Linked DNA regions of Mus musculus: all the other regions are linked to region 4. A link is a loop called in an ENCODE intact Hi-C map of the cell type or tissue named here. Cell type or tissue: left cerebral cortex. All regions are shown on one strand. Region 1 has its middle 160 kb from the start of St6gal2. Region 2 has its middle 18 kb from the start of Gm26291. Region 3 has its middle 230 kb from the start of Gm32055. Region 4 overlaps 1700025K24Rik (RIKEN cDNA 1700025K24 gene).

Region 1 (5,000 bases), 920 kb after region 4:
ATTGGAAAAATATCTTGTCACAAAGTCACATACCTACTTCTTAAAGTGAAATATTACCTGCAAGACTTTGGAACATGAAATCTCTTCAGTTCATTTCTGCCAAACTGAAGATATTTCATGTTCAATAGGATCACAGGAGTCCCTCTAGTGTAGAACAAGGCAGAAGAATTCAAGCCTCAGTCATGCTAGTGGCTCACATACCTGGCCAATCATCGGTGGGCTCACAACACTATCATTGGGTAGAAAGTGAAATTGGAGCTGCCCCCCTTCCACTTCCTTTGCTTTGACATATTGAACAGTTTGTGTTTAGGTCTTAAACAGAAAGTGTGACCTCTTCATAGCACAAACCAGCAAAGATGAGGTGAGAGATGCAATCTTTTCCAATTATCCTAGTTCCAACTTGTGTTTACTCTCTTCTGCTCTATGTCCCTAATTCCTTCTACCTGCTTTGTGTCATTTAAAATATGGTACCATTTCAAAGATAATGACTTACAATGGCCACTTGATCATGTCCCAACAGCCTTTAGGAGCAATCCTACATAGAAGCTTATTTGCCTACTAGTAGTTTCACTTATAAAAATATATTTTGAATAACAAATAATCAATAAGTTAAAATAGAACTTTATCATAACTGGTCTTTCTCAATTCACTTTTTAACTTTCATTTACAATTGGTGTTTAAATTGATGTACTTATAGGATACACTATTATGTACTGATACATGTATATATTGTACAATGTCCTAATTAAAGGTATGTATTATCAATTTCCAAACAATCTTGCAAATTAGTTTTAACAAAAGAATAACATGAGTGGCATGATGTTAAAAAATTTACAATTTGATTGTCTCTAATTGGGGCAACTCTAAATCCCTAACAAATGCACAAGAGAAAGTCTTCACTTGGGAGTTCTGTAAAATAGTTATGAAAACAATTCATTGGTGGCAAACATATTATGACTGGTCAGTTGCCTAAGATATTCTTACCCAAAAGATGATGCGAAACAAGAAATTAATTGTGACTTCAGCTGCCTCTCTGTGGGATTTCTGTACTTTGACATTTAGCAGTGGTGAATACAAACCTCTTCGAAATTCCAGACTCCATTTTGGAGAGTCTTTGCCTCAGTGGCTTTGCCTCAGAGTTGTTTCCATTAGAATAGTAAAAAGACCTCATTCAGTCAGAGTCTTTCATAATTTGTGTAGAACCCAGAGTTGTAGTGGAGACAAAATTTGGTCATTTCAGGGGAAAGAACACAGATTTCACAATTCCAAGTCTCTACCCAAAAGCGAGAAAAATCTATTTCAACAGGACATATGGGACCATTATTTAAAATTGTCGTGGTTTGAGTGCATCAAAGAATTTCTGAGACTCCAAAAGTTCCCAGATCTGGAGGATATTAGTCTGTTAGTATGTTGCATACATTCAAAATTCTGGCTAAACATTTCTCAACTGTCTCTCAAAAAATACATTATTCATTTTTTTTCACCAAAGAAATTCCCATTGAGTATTTTTCTCATTATAGATATTTTCCCAAGAACTGAAACAGTGAATGAGGTCTCAGCCTTCATGGACTCTTGTGAAAGATAAAATAGAGAAGAAAAGCACATATTTCATATGGAGGCCATCTTCACAGAGAATCATTGAATTAGATAGTATCCTATGTAGGACCTTCTGAACAGGTGGTCCAGGAAGACTCATTTCAGGAGATTCCTTCATTCCGGGCCACAACATAACCTGTCCACTTCAGAGGAGATGTGACTCCATTTTAGAAAGAATCATAGACACCAAAGTTCAATGACCAAATGATCAAGCAAGTGTCTGTCTCTTCTTTGTGGGTGTGAACCTAAGGCTCAACACTGAACATTTTCAAAACAATTAAAGAGTTTGGAACATAGAAATAAAAAATGTCCTGTCCCCTCCTCTCTGCTTGTTATTCTTTAAAAGAACAGATGGCCAGTCTCACTGCCAGAAAACTTTCTCCTACTTAATTTAGCACACAGATCTCTCTGCTCTCATCTCCCCTCTCATCTAGTGTCAGTACTGTAAATTTTAGAACATAATTATTTTTGGATGTCTTCCTGTTTTTTCTTGCTTCTCCAGCTAGGTCATACCTGGGCAAGTGCTGTCAGTCATTTTCTCATATTACACAAGGTGACAAGAGAATTAGTTTGTGTGCCAAAGCTCTTTCCCATTGTCCTTGGCTATAAATCCAAACGCCACTTTTCAGTTGACATTGTAGTATGCTTAGTTGCTTATCAGACAATGAGCAAGAAAAAAAAAGATAAAATCAAGTTCACGTTCAGGTTTACCTTAGTGATAATATTCGCATTCTCTTTCTTTTCTCTCTTTCCCTCTCTTTGTCTCTTTCATTGTCTATCTTTGTCTTCCTGTTGACACTGGCCCTGGAATCCCAGGATGATTATGTGGATCAGAGTCTAAATCATTAAGTATATTTTTTTAAGAATATGAAATAAATTCTCTTTTGTGGTTCCATAAAATGTATGTAGCATCTGGTTTTCTATTCTCATTTCTGATCTGGGCCTGAGACAGGATTATAAAACTCTGTTTACAAGGCTGTTAAAACCTATGAGAGTCATTGATATTTCTACCAGGGCAGAGTGAACTACTTGCTTCAGTCATGCAACTGATTACTTCTGTCTGATGCCAAAACCTATCTTAACCTAATGTCCTGGTACTGTATCTCCACAGTCAGTGAGGGCTAATGTTGTTCTGCTCAAAACATTATTTCCATGATAGGCATTAACTGCAACAAACTGCGGATGTCAGTTCAGATTCACTGGGATGCTGAGAAGCTGCGTATTAAGCTGTATTTAAGAGCAGAAGGGGAAATTCAGAGATACAGGGAGAGAATTGGATTGTCTCCTCTTCCCAGTGCTGTAACACACCTGATTAACTGTCATGAGCTATAAACAGATCATAGTGCTCTGATTAATCACTAGGCAGACCTCAATTATCAATAAATCCAGAACTAGGCCTTCAACAGCTCACTCCAGATGCCTTCCAGGAGATAAAAATATCTATGTAATTGAAGAGTGGAAAGAAAAGTGTAAGAAATAAGCTCATAGACAAGCAGTAAAGCTTATGAAAACTGAAAGATAATCAAACCCAAAAGTACTTCAGGGGATCAGTATATTGAAATGAATGTGGGTGTGTATATCTCAGCCATTCCAGATCAGTTCATTTCACCAAGATTTTGAGTTTATATATTTCAAACTTAAAAAGCAAGTAGTGTGGCAATTTCTCAAACCAGCACTCTAATTTGGAAAATAAAAGTGCCTCTTTTATAAACACTTCACTGGATGTGGAAATATCTATTTTATAAGTGCATGATGCTAATGTACACTGCCTAATGCCAGCTTTCCTACAAATAGACTTTGGATAAATAAACAGCTGGATCTTTAATTACTTGGCCTTGTTGGTCTCCTTTTCATCATTCAAAGACCAGTTTCTTCCATTTGATGGACTCTCGTCCATAACCAAAGCCCCTGACTCACAGTTTAAGTAAAAGTCTACAGTAGGACCTTGATAAAGCTTAGAACAGCCCTTCATTATTTCTTCTGGACATGTAAAAAAAAATAATACATACTTTTCTCACTGCAAATGTACTTGCCTGTTCTGGGTCTACACAAGACTAGACCCAAAAACAGTCAATCAAGTACCAGGGAGAGTTTCTCCAGGTCTTAGTCCACACAGCTGACGTATTAAGTAATGAAGGATTCTGGGCACAAGGAAATCATTTCTTTCTGGTGATTGTGCAGTGGTGCATCTACTAGACTCCAATAGATAGTTTCAAAACCTGATCATACATATGCCTCTGGAAAAACTCAGTGAGTCACAAAACAAAGCAAAAAGATTTGAATGGAGAGAGAGAATATGTAAGGAGGCAAGGGGTTGGTGGGTGTCAGAGAGTCAAAAAAAAAAAAAAGTAGGATATCTTAAAGGAAGTTAAATCACCAGAGCTAACAGTGCTTCCACCAAGAACCATACAATAACAAACCCTAGAACCAGATGCAAGAAAGCTCTTCAAAGAGTTGGCCAGGGTAGTTCAAATGACACCTAAAATAATATAGATTATCAATGTATCCTTAAGATGCATATATCTATGGATCAGAGAACATCAGGAAAGACGGGGTAGAATGATTGTAAGAACCAGAATTTTAGAAGAGACATCTTTTACTATAAATAAGACTGGTATTAACAAGATTGAAACAATCAATGGAAACTTTAACATTGAAGGGGAAATGTTTCACAGACTTCCATCCCAAGACAAAGAACTACAAATAACTATTAACTGCTCAAAGAATTAGCCTCTTCCAGGGCTCTCTATTGCTTATTCAATGTGCATCAGTAATCTTTGAAATTACGTAACAAAAATTAATTCACCAGGATCTGTGAATGTGTGTGTGTGTAACAAATATAATCAAAGAAATGTGGCAACTACTAACTTGAGAGTGAGAGAGTATAGCAGAGATAAGTTAACTAGGAAAGAATGGAGGGAAAAAGAAGATGTAATGCAATTCTATTTGATCAAAAATATTTTTAAAACTAAGCAAATATTTGAATATTAACTATCATCTATAAAAGTACAAAACTGAAAGTATGTTAATTATATAGTTTCATAAAATTGTGTGTGTGTATGTGTGTGTGTGTGTGTGTGTGTGTGTGTGTGTGTGTGTGAGAGAGAGAGAGAGAGAGAGAGAGAGAGAGAGAGAGAGAGAGAGAGAGAGATGAAAGTAGACATAAAATTGTCTAGCAGGACAAAGCACACATACTGGAGTTCCTGAGAAAGAGAAGAACTGAGTGTAAAAGAAAATATGTTCAATATACAGTATGCCCACAAATAACTTAGATAAGTAAATTATTCATTAACAACAAAGTTCATGTTTATAATCAAGTATAATAAATACATGGAAATATCATAGGAGGATATTCAAGCCCCTTTCATTATCTACTATGTAATTTGAGCCACTAATAACTGACG
Region 2 (5,000 bases), 310 kb after region 4:
GGCAAAGAACAAACCTCTTGTGTATGAATCTTGCCTTCTCCAACTCATTTCTGATTAAAACTTCCTAATGTCACTTTAACTTGGAAACACTGACACTTTGGCTAACAGAAATTTATTTTGGCAGGTTTCTGATGTGGTTCTGCTGGCAAGGCTGTGAGAGCAATGAAGATGCTGGCTGGATGAGGCTGTTACACTGCAGTGGAAATTTTGTCATTGCCTGTTTTGTTTTCAGAAAATATCACTGAAACCAATAAGTAAGACAGCTTTCATTCTGACTATGAAGGAATACCTTCCCAAGCAAAATGATAGACTCTTTAAAGAGGTTCTTCCCTTTTTATTTTTCTGCACACACACACCAAAAACACTGTCACTGAACCAAGATGAGATTTTGACATACATGTATGGGATGTAAGGACAAGAGTGTGAAGTACAGTAGTTTATTAAGAAGCCTCTTTGTCTTAACAATGACTGAAAATTCCTAAAAGCCTTTGCGTCAGCGTAACTGCATCTGGAATTACTGTCAGTCTCAAGATGTGGAAGGATGTTTCCTGGAAGAGCTTAACTAAATATGAAAAATGGGAGGGAAAAACAGAGATGTCTGATTAAATTTATCTTTTGAAAACAGCCAATTCAAAGGAAAGAAATGATTCCAGGAACTTTCAGTAAGGCCTACTGAGACAATCCTTGCTTTGTGGTTTTATGCTCAGGGTGTCCCAGTGGTGAATGAGTTATTGTTCCACACGATAGCCTCTGCAGCCAGAAGCATTTATTTTTAGGGACTTTGACTAGGCAAACTCAGGACTTGTAACTTCAGTATAGACAGGAATCTCAGGGTTACTCAGGGAGAAACAGAATTGGAATTCTATTGAATATAGAAGGGAAGACATTCAGAAAAATGATAAAAGCATACATAAAGCATAGAGGAAACTTCCTTAAGAAGAGTCACATTATTAAGATATATATGGACCTCGGTTATAAACATAAAGCTTAAGAGAAAGAAAGTAATATAGGAATGTATGGGCTCTGGATAAAGTCTCAATCAGTTGTCTTATAAACATAAAGCTTAAGAGAAAGAAAGTAATATAGGAATGTATGGGCTCTGGATAAAGTCTCAATCAGTTGTCTTATTAGTCATGCACACCATATTGGTGCTTCTCAAGTTACATCGCAAAAATTTTCTGAGAACCTGTTATTTTTCTTCCTTTTGCTTTTTAGTAACTGAGATTTCAAAATGACTTTCAACATTATTCCAGTCTCATAAGTTAAAACCAGGAGCTGCTATAGACACTCAAGGGGTTTAGTTCATGCTGCTTTCTGTAAATGGGATTTCTGGTGAGATGCTTAGAAAAGCACAGGTTTTCATCTAGTAAGAAAGAAAGCCCTTAAATATATGTTACTGGGCTGGATTCTGGATTTTCAACTGACAAGAAGCTTCAGGCAATATTGAGTAAGTGCCTCATTTTCTTTTCCAGATCCCTACAGTTTTCCCCATCTTGTATCCTGCCTCAAGATTAGAAGAACATGAGTGTGGAGTGATGGAGCTTAAGCAACACAAGGCAGCCCATAGATGTACTGGTTTGTTGTTTTGAATTTTCCTCTTTTCCAAATGCATTCCTTAATGGGTTGAGCCATGTACTAGATATTTAAGATGTTCTGAGAGATTGTACCTAGATGCCAAAATCTCCTTCCAGTAAAGGATACACAGTTAGATTAGGAAGATTAACTGTTCTCAGAAAGCTGGGAGACTCCATGCAGTAGCCTCTTATTCTACCCTTGATGGTAACAACTCATATTCTTACAAATGCTAGAGAGAAACTCTGTTGTTTATTCTCTTTGTTCCCATGCCATGCAAAGAATTCCTGAATACCAGACCCCAAATCTAGGACCAGCTTCTACCAGAAGACATGCAATCAGCTAACAACAGCTGCAGTGTAAATGAACTGATACTCCTCTCCCAAATCTGTATCTCTGCCTCTTTTCTTTGAACTTCTGTATTTTAACATTTAAAAAACTAAAGGGAGAAGCCATCCTTTTTATCTTTGACAACTCAGCAAACAGATGTACTATAGCTCTGAGTAGGCATTAAAATTCTTTGTTTCAATGGCAAAGGGGTATACAAATAAAGCCCCCATTTTATGTCATGCAAAAGAATAGATGAATCACTCTGCTGACTTGCAGGACTAAGATGTGGTAATTGAAAATTTGACAAAGTAGATTGAAATACATTTAGCCTGTTCTGTAGGATTCTGGGAGTTCTTTATATAGCTTTCTTATTTCTATCTTTCTCTTTTCATGGAAGGAAAGAATGTGAGAAAAGGAAACAAAGGGGGTAGCACTAGGCAGCTGCTTGAACACTCTCGGAACTAGAATTTGTTGCTGGGAAGTTATAAGACACTTCTGTTTAATTTTGCATTTGCTGGTATTTTTGTCTTCTTGACATTGAGTCTTTCAAAGATGCTTAATTCAGTGTTGTGGGAAGAAGCTTATGTTGCGCTATCTCATTTTTCAGCCAGAGAGCAATCACACTCAATCTTGCAAGGTGTTTTGTGAAACCATTTTGTGTGTAATAGCATTTGGTTGTTTTAGCTCTTGAGTTTTGGTTGTAAAATGCTGTCTTTTGTGTTTCCTCCTGTGAGAAAATTCATTAAAAGGAAAGACAGGATGACCAAAGGCAAACTCAGAAACTAGCAGCATCTCTCCTGCTGAAGCACAAAAGATAGAGTGATGTTGATAACCTCCCTACATGAAATCCTCCCTGCCTGGCCTCTCCCCAACTCCCTGGCTGGGTCTAAAAATACATTCCAAGAAAGGAAAATCCACACTGTCATTGATAGGCTTTTTAGAAAGCTCAGCCTCTGTTTTCCCAACAGGTAGTAACACTGTTTTTTTTGAAAGTAAAAGAAAATTTGAGCACACTCTCATTATATCTAGTCATTTTCAAGGTCAGGTGCAACTACTCCCTAGTTTGGGAAGGATGGGCTCAGAAGACAGCAAAAGCATCCTTTTGAGCCGATTTCTATGGGTGCATTGCTGTGGTGTGGCTCCAGCAGAGATGGGCTATTACAGACATCTTTCATAATGCAAGTATAAAATGTCTGTAATTCTTTAACATCTGGTAACTGATGTTGGCAGCTACATGGGAAAGGAAAGGCTGAACCAGAACAAATAGAATGGTTATATAAATTGTTGTTGCTCAGTTAAAGAGACTAAAAATTAGGCCAATATTCACAAACTGTAGTGAAATCAGATCTCATACATAGTCATGAGCGCTAAAATTTAGCTTAGAGTAAGAGAGACCCCCTCATTTTTTACATACTTATGTAGAAAGACCAGACAAGAAAATTATGCTAGAAGACACACAAAGTAGGGATGCAGAGAAAAGCTTTCACGAGCTTTCAATGGAACCTAAACATCAGAGAATACATTTACTCTTTCTAAAATACCTGCCTTTTTGTCCCTCCCTCTCTATGCTGGGAAAAAAATGCAAGTTTGAAAACTACTGAGGGTTTTTGTTCTGAGTGTTTATACTGAGGATGATGATACACTGACTAGTACATTACTATGAGAGTATTTGCCTCTCAATTAACATGGCAATGCGTTCTTAAATTAAGAATGCATAATACTGCTTTGCATTTGATAATTCTCTTAAATCTATTTTTCCATATGTTGAAGCTAGAATATATTCATGATTAGTGGTTTATAGGAAGGATGTGAGGAACAGGGTGGCATGAAAGTTGGTTTGGTTATAACCAATGTGTGCTGTATGTATTGGTGGAAATATTCCCATTATTAATTATAATCAACATATGCTAATGAAAACCTAGTATCATAATATCACTAAGAGTGAACTGGAAACTGGATAATCTAATGACAATGACATGTGGTATTATACAACATGCTTACTTTATTAGAGATCTAGCTGGATAAAAGCAGGCTCGGAGATAGTTGAAGATTCAGCCTTTCCTCAGGATCAGCTTTTGAGGCGCCATCTTCATTTCCCTTCAGAGTCACTCATGAAGTGGAAACTTAAGGGTTATTTGGATAGTCGGTTGTGTTGGATGGTGTTTTGCTGCGGCAAACTTGTGAAGGAACATTTTGCTGTATCAGACTCAGGTGAGAGGATGTTCTGCTAAAGCAAGCACATGAAAGGACACATGATGAAGAATTCTTTGAAAATGACGCCTGTGTATTGGTCCGCTTCGCACTGGGTAGTTGAGTTCCATACTCCATTGAGAGAAACACAACAAAAAACTTCTGGTGGGGTGCTGTAGTTTCTTGCCACTTCTGCAGATTTGTGCTGATTGGCAGAGTGATGTTAGCTGAGACAGAATCACTGACAAGTCAAGACAGGAGATGAGGCAAGACTCAGGGAGGACACATGATATTTGGAGGGAGTACAAATAGGCCCAATGGACTGTAATGTAGGTGGGCTAGGTTCGCTTATAGAGTGAGCTGTACATTGTGTTGGTCTGATGTCTTTACTCATCTTTGCTTAACTGAGAGAGACACAGCCAAGAATTTCTTCTGGCATTTCTGCTGGTCCCTCCTGCTGACTTGTGCTGAGATTGAGGCCTGGCTCTGCTAGGTAGGGCCACTATTGTTGATTTGTGTCAGCTATCCTGACTCTATCAAACTGGACAGTTGTTATATCTGTGCAATGTTTGCAAGTGGATCTAGCAGCTGCTGCTGACTTGTGAAATGAACTACCATTTCTAGACAACACAGATGGGAGTTGCTCTAAAGACCCATTTCTAAACAGGTCCATCTCCCCATATCTTTTTTTTTTTCCTACTACCTGTTGTGGGTGGTAGGCTAAAAAGGAGGTTAAAGTGTTTAAGAACCATCAATAAAAATAGGTTTTGAAAAAAACTAAAATAACACACTAATTTTAAGAAAGGGAAAATATCACAATTGTTTTTCATTATTTGAAATAGCATAAGAAAGAAAACAGTGGAAGTGGCAGGGATTTTGATAGGCAATTTCCCAATAAAACATGGCTA
Region 3 (5,000 bases), 720 kb after region 4:
TTCCTATCACCAAAACCTGTGATAGAAATGAAATTGCAACTTATAAACTAAATGAAAAAAAAAATCTTAACTTTCTTGCCCCACCTCCTCTCTTTCTTTTTCTTTCTTGTGGTCTTACTCTTTCTTTCACACACACATGCACAATGCCATAATGATATATACAAAAAGGAATTTTAACCAGCATTTATCAGTTATTATTCTTAGTGATGTTGGTATTTTTAAGTTAATATTAACAAATGAGAAAATATATGGTTTTGAAAATTACTATTACATTATTGAACAAATAGGTAGCTAAGTAGAAAAATCAATCATAGATTGAAGATCACTCTAACTTGATCTAGAGATACCACTACGGGTTTATGATCTGTCTGTTGCATTACTCTTCTGAAACATATTTCCTAGTTTTGTCCACTTGAACAGCCTGGTTACATTACTGATAATATAGTGACATCATCAGAGGCATAAGTGTGATCCCACTAAAGCAATTCCTGACTGTAATGGGAGGAGTGTCTAAGATTGATTCTTAGTAGCTCATAACTAGAAAGCAACAAAGCATCCATCAAGGCTGAATCAACTGCCAAGAAAGGTTTCAATAATTATGATGAGCATTTCTGGGAATAAAATAAGTAAATGAATGAAATATCTAAATGACTAAAACATTAAGAGAAGACCAGGTTTTTGTTTTGTTTTGTTTGAGGGGGGAAGGAAAGAAGGAAGGAAGGAAGGAAGGAAGGAAGGAAGGAAGGAAGGAAGGAAGGAAGGAAGGAAGGAAGGGAGGGAGGGAGGGAGGGAGGGAGGGAGGGAGGGAGGGAGGAAGAAAGAAGGAAAGAAAGAGCGGAGGAAGGGAAGGGAAGGGAAGGAAAGAGGGAAGAGGGAAGAGGGAAGAGGGAAGAGGAAGAGGGAAGAGGGAAGAAGAGGGAAGAAGAGGGAAGAGGAAAGAGGGAAGAAGAGGGAAGAGGGAAGGGGAGGGGAGGGAAGAGGGAAGGGAAGGGAAGGGAAGGGGAGGGGAGGGGAGGAAAGGGAAGGGAAGGGAAGGGAAGGGAAGGGAAGCAGCAAGCAAGCAAGCTAAATGTTCTAAAACATTTAGTGAAGACCTTGAAAGGCAACTATCAGTTGTTTTTGGAAGCTACACAAGCATCAATTTAGTATTTAAAAACTGGTAAAAGAAAGAAACTATTTAAATAGATCTCCAATAGCCATGCAATGATTGTGGAAAGTTCTTGATTAGACAATCATGAAGTTACTAGCTTAAATTTTTTTCCTGCATGCCCCATGATAATACCTAGGTGAGTGTTATTCTCTAGAAAATAAAACTTCAAACTAGTGGATTAAATGGGCAACACTGGAAGCCATGAGCCTCTTGATGTAATGCAATGCAAAATCTAATACTCTAATGTGAAAATGTAATGCACTGTAATGCAATGTAAAATCTAGTACTCTAATGTGAATTCCTGCTTTTAAAAAAAATAGGTACAGCATCTTTCTAGCTTGGCCTGTGGTAGTTCGAATAAAAGTGGCTCCATAGTCCCATAGGGAATGGCACTATTAGGAGATATTGCCTTGGTGGAGTAGGAGTGACTGAATGGAGGAGATATGTCACTGGGAGTGGGCTTTGAGGACTGAGAAGTTCAATCTAAACCTAGTGGTTTAGTCTTTCTTCCTGCTGTCAGTTCAGATGTAGAACTCTCAGCTCTGTCTCTGTGTCAGGCACTGTGCCTGCCTGCATGCTACCATGTTTCCTGCTATGGTGATAATGCACTCATCTCTGAAACTGTAAGTGAGCGCCAATTAAATGTTTTTCTTTATAAGAGTTACCGTGTTCTTTCTTGGTGTCTATTCACAGCAATAAAACCCTAACTAAGACATGGACTCCAAATCAAATCAAAAGCTTAAGCCATATCTTGAATAGCTTGTCTGTCACAAATGTAGAATCTACTCGGTCCCTTTTTATTCAGTTCCCCTAATTACCATCAACTATACTGTATAATAGGAAGAGCAGGATATGGAAAAGGAATAGAAGTGGACATGCTGTCAGAGTTATGTCAGTGCTACATATAACACTTTGGAGCCCTAATTCAAGCAAACCAATTCTAAAGGACATTTTCTATAAACAGAAATTGACACACAAACTGGATGAAGAATGGTACTGAAGATTTCATTTTTGTTGGATATGGAAATATTGCTACATTTTATGATTTTATCTTTTAAAAATACATTTAACTATTCAGAAAGAAAATGATACATGTCTGGGGCATGCTTTTAGGCATGGAAGATTAAGGAGAAGTTAAAGAGTTAACAAGACTAGGGATATGAATTGTTCAATCTGGTGATGGGTGTTAGTGGCTGCTCAAACTATCTTCTACTTTTGTACATCTATGGTATTTTAACTCACTGAAAATAATAGTAAAGCCAGCTGTCAGTTCTAAGCCAGACTGAATCCCTTTCAATATAAACCGGCCTAGGAAAGTTTGAATTTCAGCATGATAATTGTAAATCTCTGCAATCAAAAAATAGATATGGTTATAGACATGGTCTCTGAAATCATTTATTCAGCAACTATGACCTTGATCCACTAGAACTCAGAGTACCTCTACCATATCAGGGTGCCAGCTGTATCCCAAGTCACTGGGAATTTGAATATTTTTCTCAACCTGCAAAGTGGGTAAAAGCCACTGGGTAGTTATATCTACTGATCTCCCCAGATCTCTTAGGAGATCTGAGTCATTACAAGTTCAGAATACAGGACAGAGGGGAAGCTGAAGCTACCGGCCCCCACTTTATGAAACTGACTTTAGAGCAAGTGCAAAAATCCCCATAAATGCTCATTGAGCTGATGCTGGGCTGTGTGAACAATAGATGCCCGGATGCTGGGATGGGTTTTAGTTTAGCGAATTATCTACTTGTTTGCTATGAATAGAAACCACAGCTGCTTAGACATATTGGAGGCGTTGCTCATTTCTTTTGAAAAGTACTTTCTTTTCCTTCACAAGAACACAAGACACCAACAAAAGCTGCTCTGAACATTTCTGAGCTTCTCTTTTAAGGCACAAGTGAAACAACACAAGGGATCAAGGTTCCTATTAGTAAGACACACAGTAACGTGAATGTTTTGCTTTTCTTCTCTGAGAGAGAATACAGATGTATTGTTTGTTTGTTTGTTTGTTTGTTTGTTTTTTGCTCAGTCCAAATATCTGACAAAAGCCAGAAGAGAAAGGTATCTTTCACTCGGGTTGAAGAAGTTGCAGCCCAGCATGGCACAGATGGCACTGTGGCAGAAATGTGGAGCAGCTGGTCAGATTGCATCCTCAGCCAGGGGCTCCCACTGCTTTCTCTTTTTCATTCATTTCTAAACTTAGACTTCCCATTGATAGACAACAGCATCCACATTAAGATGGATCCTGTTCTATTAACTCTTTCAAAAAGCACTCTCAGCTTCTTTCAGCTTTTCCCTAATTCAATAACAGTGGTCCCCAGGTTTTTGTCCATTGGCTGGGTGTAAGTATCTGCAATCTGACTTTTTCAGCAGCTTGTTGGACCTCTAAGAGAGCAGTCATGCTAGGCTACTGTTTATAAACACACTATAGCATCAGTAATAGTATCAGGCCTTGGGGACTCCCCTTGAGCTGGATCCCAATTTGGGCCTGTCACTGGACTTCCATTCCCTCAGGCTCTTCTCCATTTTTGTCCCTGCACTTCCTTCAGACAGGAACAATCCTGTGTCAAAGTTTTGACTGTGGGATAGCAACCCCATCCTTCCAGTTGATGTCCTGTCTTTCTACTAGAGGTCGATCCTAAAAGTTCCCTATCCCCACTGTAGAGTATTTAATCTAAGGTCCTTCCCTGTCATAGTCTCTAACCTCCCAGGTCTCTGGTATGTTCTAGAGCCCACCCCCACGCCCCCTGATGCCTTACCTCCTATCCCTGAAGTTACCTGTTTCCATTCTTTCTGCTTGCCCTTGGGGCTTAAGTCCTGTTCCCCCTCAATATCTGATCATGTTCCTCTTTCTCCCTTCCTGCCCCCTTTCTTACTCAGGTCCCTCTCTCCCTCTGCCTCCCCACCCCAGTGATTGCTTTCTTCTCCCCCAAGTGGGATTGAGGCATCCTCACTTGGGCCCTTCAGCTTGTTAACCTTCTTGAGTTTTATGAATTTTAAATCCCATTCCCAGCAGCCTCTGTCCAACACAACATGAACTTAATGGAATCCTTAGAGGTTCTTTGTGCGAAAATTATAACTTTTTAATAATTTTTAAAAATGAAATTATATAATTTCCCCCCTCTTTTTTCCTTCATCCAACCCTGCCTATGTACCCTCCATGTTCTCTATCAAATCATGATTTCTTACCCTTTAATTATTCACACACACACACATACACACACACACACACACACACACACACACACACACACACACATTCATAACTAAATATATACATATGAGTTCCTCGGTCTGTACAATGTTACTCTTAGATATACTATTTAAAGACTGACCACATGGTATTAGATAACCAGCAGTTTTAGGAGTGTTTTGTAGATGTATCCATTAGGACTGGGTTCTACAATTTTGTATTTTGATTTGTTGTAGTTTTCTGTAATGGTCTTCATCTGTCACAAAGGGAGGTTTACTTGATGAGTTGTGACAATTACATCTTTGAGTTTGAGGAGTGTTAGCTATAAATTTCTAAGATCGATGATTTCACTAACCTTGGATAGCTGTCTGGGTCTACCAGATGTTTTCCTCATGTTGAGTGGATTTTAAGTACAATTTCAGCACAATTAGAGAGCTGTTGGTTATCACCACATCATATATGTTTATATATATTTAACTTTTGGGTTTATCATACCATGCTAATAGTGGTGGTTCATGGCATTACTGCTGGATAGTTGTTTTGCTTCTTTGTAAGTTTGCACGGGGACTTCTAGTATGATGAAAATCAGACCTCGGAGAGGAGTCTTTTGGATAAAATTATGCTCAGGTCATCAGCATCCCATGTGGTATTTGG
Region 4 (5,000 bases):
TATACAACACGAGCCTTCCTAAATTTAACCTCTACAAATCTGGCAGTGCATTCATACAACCTTCTCAGGCTATCTCATCCTGATTGACTATGGAGGTAATGATTGATTTTATCCACTATATGTTTTGCATTCCATGTCATCAATGATCTCACATGCTTTCAAATTATTTTAGTAAAGGTTGCTTGTGTACTGCTAATACCAACATTTTCCATTAATAAGAGGTTTTAGAAGGAAAGATTACTCTCTCTCTCTCTCTCTCTCTCTCTCTCTCTCTCTCTCTCTCTTTGTGTGTGTCTGAGTATATGTGTGTGTCTCTCAGTGTGTGTAGGCAATATGTTGAGGCTAGAAGTCAATGCCTCGTGTCTTATTCTATGGCTCTCTTCATACTTTAATTTTTTTTCAGACAGGGTTTCTTGCTAAATGTGGTTTTCACCATTTTGACTTACCTTGCTACAAAGTGAATTACACAGATCCAGCCTCCTGCCTCCACTGACAATTCCTTCAATATTAGGTTTACTGAGTGAGCCACCACATCTGGCTTGTACACAAACACTGAAGATCCAAGCTCTATGCTTGAACAGCAAGATGTAGAAACTAGCTCATTTCATCTCATCTCATCTCATCTCCCCTGCAAAGGGGTTTCTGTGACAAGTTACAAGGCTTACATTGTTCTATCTGTTCTCCTTTCTCCTTCATTAGCTTGCCTGCTATCTGGGTGCCTCATCTCTGCCCTCATCCTGCTTGTGTATCCCACATGATGAAGGATATTACAGGAGCTGCTAAGTCGACATGACAAATAAGAAACATGTCCACCTGTATACCTGGCGACATCTTCATTTTAAACTCACCAAGAGACATGGTATATAACTTACAAAGACAGAAAAGTGTATATACAAAACAAAATTAAAATTAAATGCACAATGAATTGAGTTTAGAGGCAAGAAAAGAAAATCTACAATTGCCAAAATACAAGTGTGGAATGTCTATCAGTGAAAAATGATAACAAAATTTAATCTATGGCTTGAGACAAGAGTTTTTTACATCAGATTTATCTAGAGGTGTCAAGGCTGTGCTCTGAGCACTCAAAATGAACTATATCCAATACATCTAAATACAGGGATCTGAATAAATGTTCTTGTCCATGGATAAGCATTCAAACATAACTTCTTACCAGGTCAGGAGAAAACAGTTACTAGAAACAAAGACATAGATATTCAGATTTGTGTTTCATATGACCATGTAAACCAATATTTATTTTTCTCTATAGTGAGAAAATCATGAGCTTCCAAGTTAACTCTAAGAATTTTATTATCAAAATGAATATTACTTATAATGCCCAGAAAAAAGCATTAGATTGCCCTGGCTGAGTATCTCCTGTAGATCTCAGCAATGCTCCAATATGAAGTGATTCACAACCTAGGAATTCTCAGAGTCAAAATTAAAAAGAAACTAAAATGGGGGATTCACAATTAATGCACTACAAATTTAGAAAAATTAGAATACAATGCTAACTTAATTTACATAAATTATTCTCAATACTCAAAGTGGTATTTGACTACATAAGGAAAAAATGGTTAGGAAATATCATTTTATGTAGGTTAGGAAATGAACCTAAAATGTGAGAAATACTGCTTTTAGTTGTATATGGGAGTTTTCCTTCAAAGAAAAGAATGTCAGTGTTTTTAACAGGGCTGGAGAGAAAATAAACAAACCTAAGAAAACAACAAATCAAAAAGAAAACCTGAAAGACAAAAACAAACTAAAAATAGAATGTCATTCTTTCCAGGAAGAAAAATAACCAAATATTTATCTAAAGCCTAGTTTTACAGTCTGATCACAGTAGGAAGAGCATAGATGTCTCCCCCTCCCTACCTTAATCTCTGTTTCCATACAGCAAAACTCACAGGCTCCAGGACTTTTAGGTAAGACTGATCTTCCCACTGAAATCAAAACATCAGTGTAGGCAGTATAGAACTAACTAAAGGCATTTGAAAAAGCCATATGGATACCTACTATTTTAGAGTGCTTAGGGAGGAGAGAAGAATTTACTTACAGTTGTCTCACACAGGAAATTCTGCTCCTTCTAGAAGCCATTTGTTGTGAAATAAAAAGTCCAGTGCTTGTTGTAGGATGCTAAATTGTTGGTGAAATGTATACTGGAGAAAGGCCAAACAATACAGGCTTTTGCCCTTGCGCTTGGGAGCCTATTAAAACATGATGGTAAGGTCCTATTGCTGAAGGGAAAACTGATACTGGAAACCCAGGGCTTCTGTCACCTGTGTTATTAAAGGAGAACTTCTTACTACCACTTTTCTAAAACAGCATACTTAACTACCTGTATTCAAAAAACCCTTACACCCACAGACAAGCGTAGCTTTCAACCCTCATCAAGGAAACTTCTCTTTGCAACAGAGACCACCAAAGAAAGCCACAACTTGTCCAAATGCAGAGAAAAACTATTCATGGGGTTCCCAGATCCATTACATACATTTATAATAAGACTCAGAGAATGTGGAAATCTGCTTTAGATAGTATCTCTTTGAAATGACTCATGATACCTCAACCATATGGCAACTTAAACAAGATCTGACAAGGATAGCACTAGTACAGTGCTAAGGTAAGTGAAAAATCTCACAGGGACCCTAACACTGGACAAAGAACTATAGGCAACTAAGTGATATAAGAAAGATGCATGAGACCCTTTAGTTGGCTATGTAACACCAAGGTGCCAGCCCTGAAATCATATACATACAAGCAACATCAAATGGATTCACATAATTGTATTTGTATATTTATGCACATATATGTGTAATAATAACAATGTGGAAAAATTTTATACTGAAAAAATAAGACTATAAAATTAGTGGAATGCATCCCCTATGCCTTCTATGTCTTATTTTTGTGAGTTTTTATTATATCTCAAATACAGTCTTCACCTCATACTGCCAGCGAACTGTATGGCTTCTCCTGATTGCAGAATCTTTGATGTGATTAATAGAAGCAGGAGGAAAGAACTACCATATGAGACCACTGGACAACTGACTGTGAACCAATTGCTTCTCATTTGGAAGAAGTAATAGATTCTGCTGGAATCAAATGGGGTAGAGGGTTCTGGAGATGTAGCTCAGTGGTAAAGCATAAAATTCTGGGTTTGATTTATAGCCCTGAAGAAAAATGACCTGAAAATCTACGTGTAATGATGTATTTTAAGAATGAATGGTGATGTTGGGAGGGTTAGTGCATGCAGGTGGGACTACTCTAACAGTTTATTTTACACATCAACTTGACTGATGAGAGAACACCCAGATAATATTAGGTATTACTTATGCATATATATGTTAGGGTATTTCTAGAATAGAATGGTATTTTCAAATTTATATTTAAAAATATTAATGAGTTGTATGGCAGTCTAAATTAGAAAGGTCTCCGTAGGCTCATATAATTGAATGCTTAATCACTAGGGAGGGTCGCTACTTGAAAGGATGAGAGGGATTAGGAGGGATGATGGCCTTGTTGGAGGAAGTGTGTCACTCAAATGGTCTTTGAGGTTTCAAAAGTCCATGCGAAGCCTATTGTTTTTCTATTCCTACTGCCTACGGAGGAGGAGGAGGAGGAGGAAGAAGAAGAGGATATACAACACTCAGTTGCTCCTTCTCTATCACCATGTCTACCTCCATGTCACATGCTCCCTACTAATGATGATCGTGGATGAACCTCTGAAACTGTAAACAACCCCAATTTTTATTTTTGCCTTGGTTATGTTGTATCTTCACAGCAATAGAACAGTGACTAAGACAGATATACTAACTGTCCATATTTGTGGCATATAATGTCACATCTTAAATGTTCTCAACTCACCATCCTGTTACACCCAATGGATATTTATGTAAAATAGGTAATCAAATAAAAATGAATTGATAATCAATCATGAAGAATTTATTTTAAGATAATCCTGTTGTATAGATGCAATTTTACCATTCATTATTATTAAAATAAATTTGTACACTAATGAGGGAAATGTTTGCTTATTTTTAAATACAGAATTAAATATTGGGTGAATATTTGATACTATATGTAGGACATAGACTATTTTCAATATTTTCAGAGTCATCCATATTTTAATTTTGCAATTGCCAATGCTGAGGACTTCACTTTGAAGAAATACCTATTACAAAATGACAGGAGTATATTAGGTTTATTTCAGAAGTTGTTAGAAATTCTGGCCAAGCCAAAAATTAATTTAAAAATTTTTAATGGAATGCAGGTAAGCAAAGCCAACAGAAATCTTTAAAGCCAAACATCCTAACACAATGTAATATAAAGCAGACTACTTTGATTCTTGTAGTCCTCAGGATGTGGACAAAGGTGGTGGTGGTGGTGGAGGAGGAGGAGGAGGAGGAGGAGGAGGAGGAGGAGGAGGAGGAGGAGGAGGAGGAAGAGGCTTCTTGGATATTTGACCTAGGTTCTCTAGTTCTGAAGGCTTCTAACTTCAACTGAGATATATTACCAACTTCCATGTTTCTCCAGCTTGCAAATGCCAGCCTGTTGTGGTAATTCTTTACCTATACACTCATTTGAGAGAATTCTAATAATCTTTCCTTATATGTGTCTATTTCCTCTGTCCATGTGGGAAATCTTGATGGAATCATCTGCTTTTTTCATTTGTAAACATAGACACCTAGCAAGGTATTTCAAATTTCATAAAGAAATGGTTAAAAACATAGAATTGACTTACAGTATTTGGTCCAAGACAGTGAAAGCAGAATTTATTGTATTAATGCTACTAATTGATTTAAAAGCTAAAAAAAATGTGTGTCTGAGAATATGTGCAAATGAGTTCAGATGCTATGGAGACTAAAGGTCTCTTTGATACTGGAATTCTAAGTTACTGATTTGGAGCTGGGAATTGAACTTAGGTGCTCTGAAAGGAGTAGATGCCCTTACCTGCTGAGCCATCTCTTTGACACAAAAATAAGACTTTGGATATTTTAGCTACATGT

What was found. Peaks named below come from ENCODE experiments on the same cell type or tissue, not always from the same donor. Only the 100,000 strongest peaks of a DNase experiment are listed, where the experiment ranks them.
Region 1: a loop joins it to region 4, with 5 times the contacts of the local background. A loop is called at or near these places in 2 of 42 quality-filtered maps.
Region 2: it touches region 4 in a loop (4-fold over the local background); 2 of 42 quality-filtered maps call a loop at or near these places.
Region 3: it touches region 4 in a loop (4-fold over the local background); 5 of 42 quality-filtered maps call a loop at or near these places.

Annotation. Positions count from the first base shown.
Region 1 is chr17:55,279,507-55,284,506 of GRCm38, forward strand. No RefSeq gene overlaps it. Among named protein-coding and RNA genes, the nearest start is that of St6gal2, 160 kb to the right of the region's middle. In left cerebral cortex, no CTCF peak of the experiment used is centred here; DNase peaks (open chromatin) are centred at 1,969 and 2,837; H3K27ac peaks cover 1,895 bases.
Region 2 is chr17:54,667,259-54,672,258 of GRCm38, forward strand. No RefSeq gene overlaps it. Among named protein-coding and RNA genes, the nearest start is that of Gm26291, 18 kb to the left of the region's middle. In left cerebral cortex, no CTCF peak of the experiment used is centred here; a DNase peak (open chromatin) is centred at 2,440; H3K27ac peaks cover 1,765 bases.
Region 3 is chr17:55,080,625-55,085,624 of GRCm38, forward strand. No RefSeq gene overlaps it. Among named protein-coding and RNA genes, the nearest start is that of Gm32055, 230 kb to the left of the region's middle. In left cerebral cortex, no CTCF peak of the experiment used is centred here; DNase peaks (open chromatin) are centred at 2,935 and 3,278; H3K27ac peaks cover 1,213 bases.
Region 4 is chr17:54,361,196-54,366,195 of GRCm38, forward strand. The region is part of intron 1 of 1700025K24Rik (RIKEN cDNA 1700025K24 gene); the gene reads right to left. Among named protein-coding and RNA genes, the nearest start is that of 1700025K24Rik, 6.4 kb to the right of the region's middle. In left cerebral cortex, no CTCF peak of the experiment used is centred here; DNase peaks (open chromatin) are centred at 2,136 and 2,505; H3K27ac peaks cover 567 bases.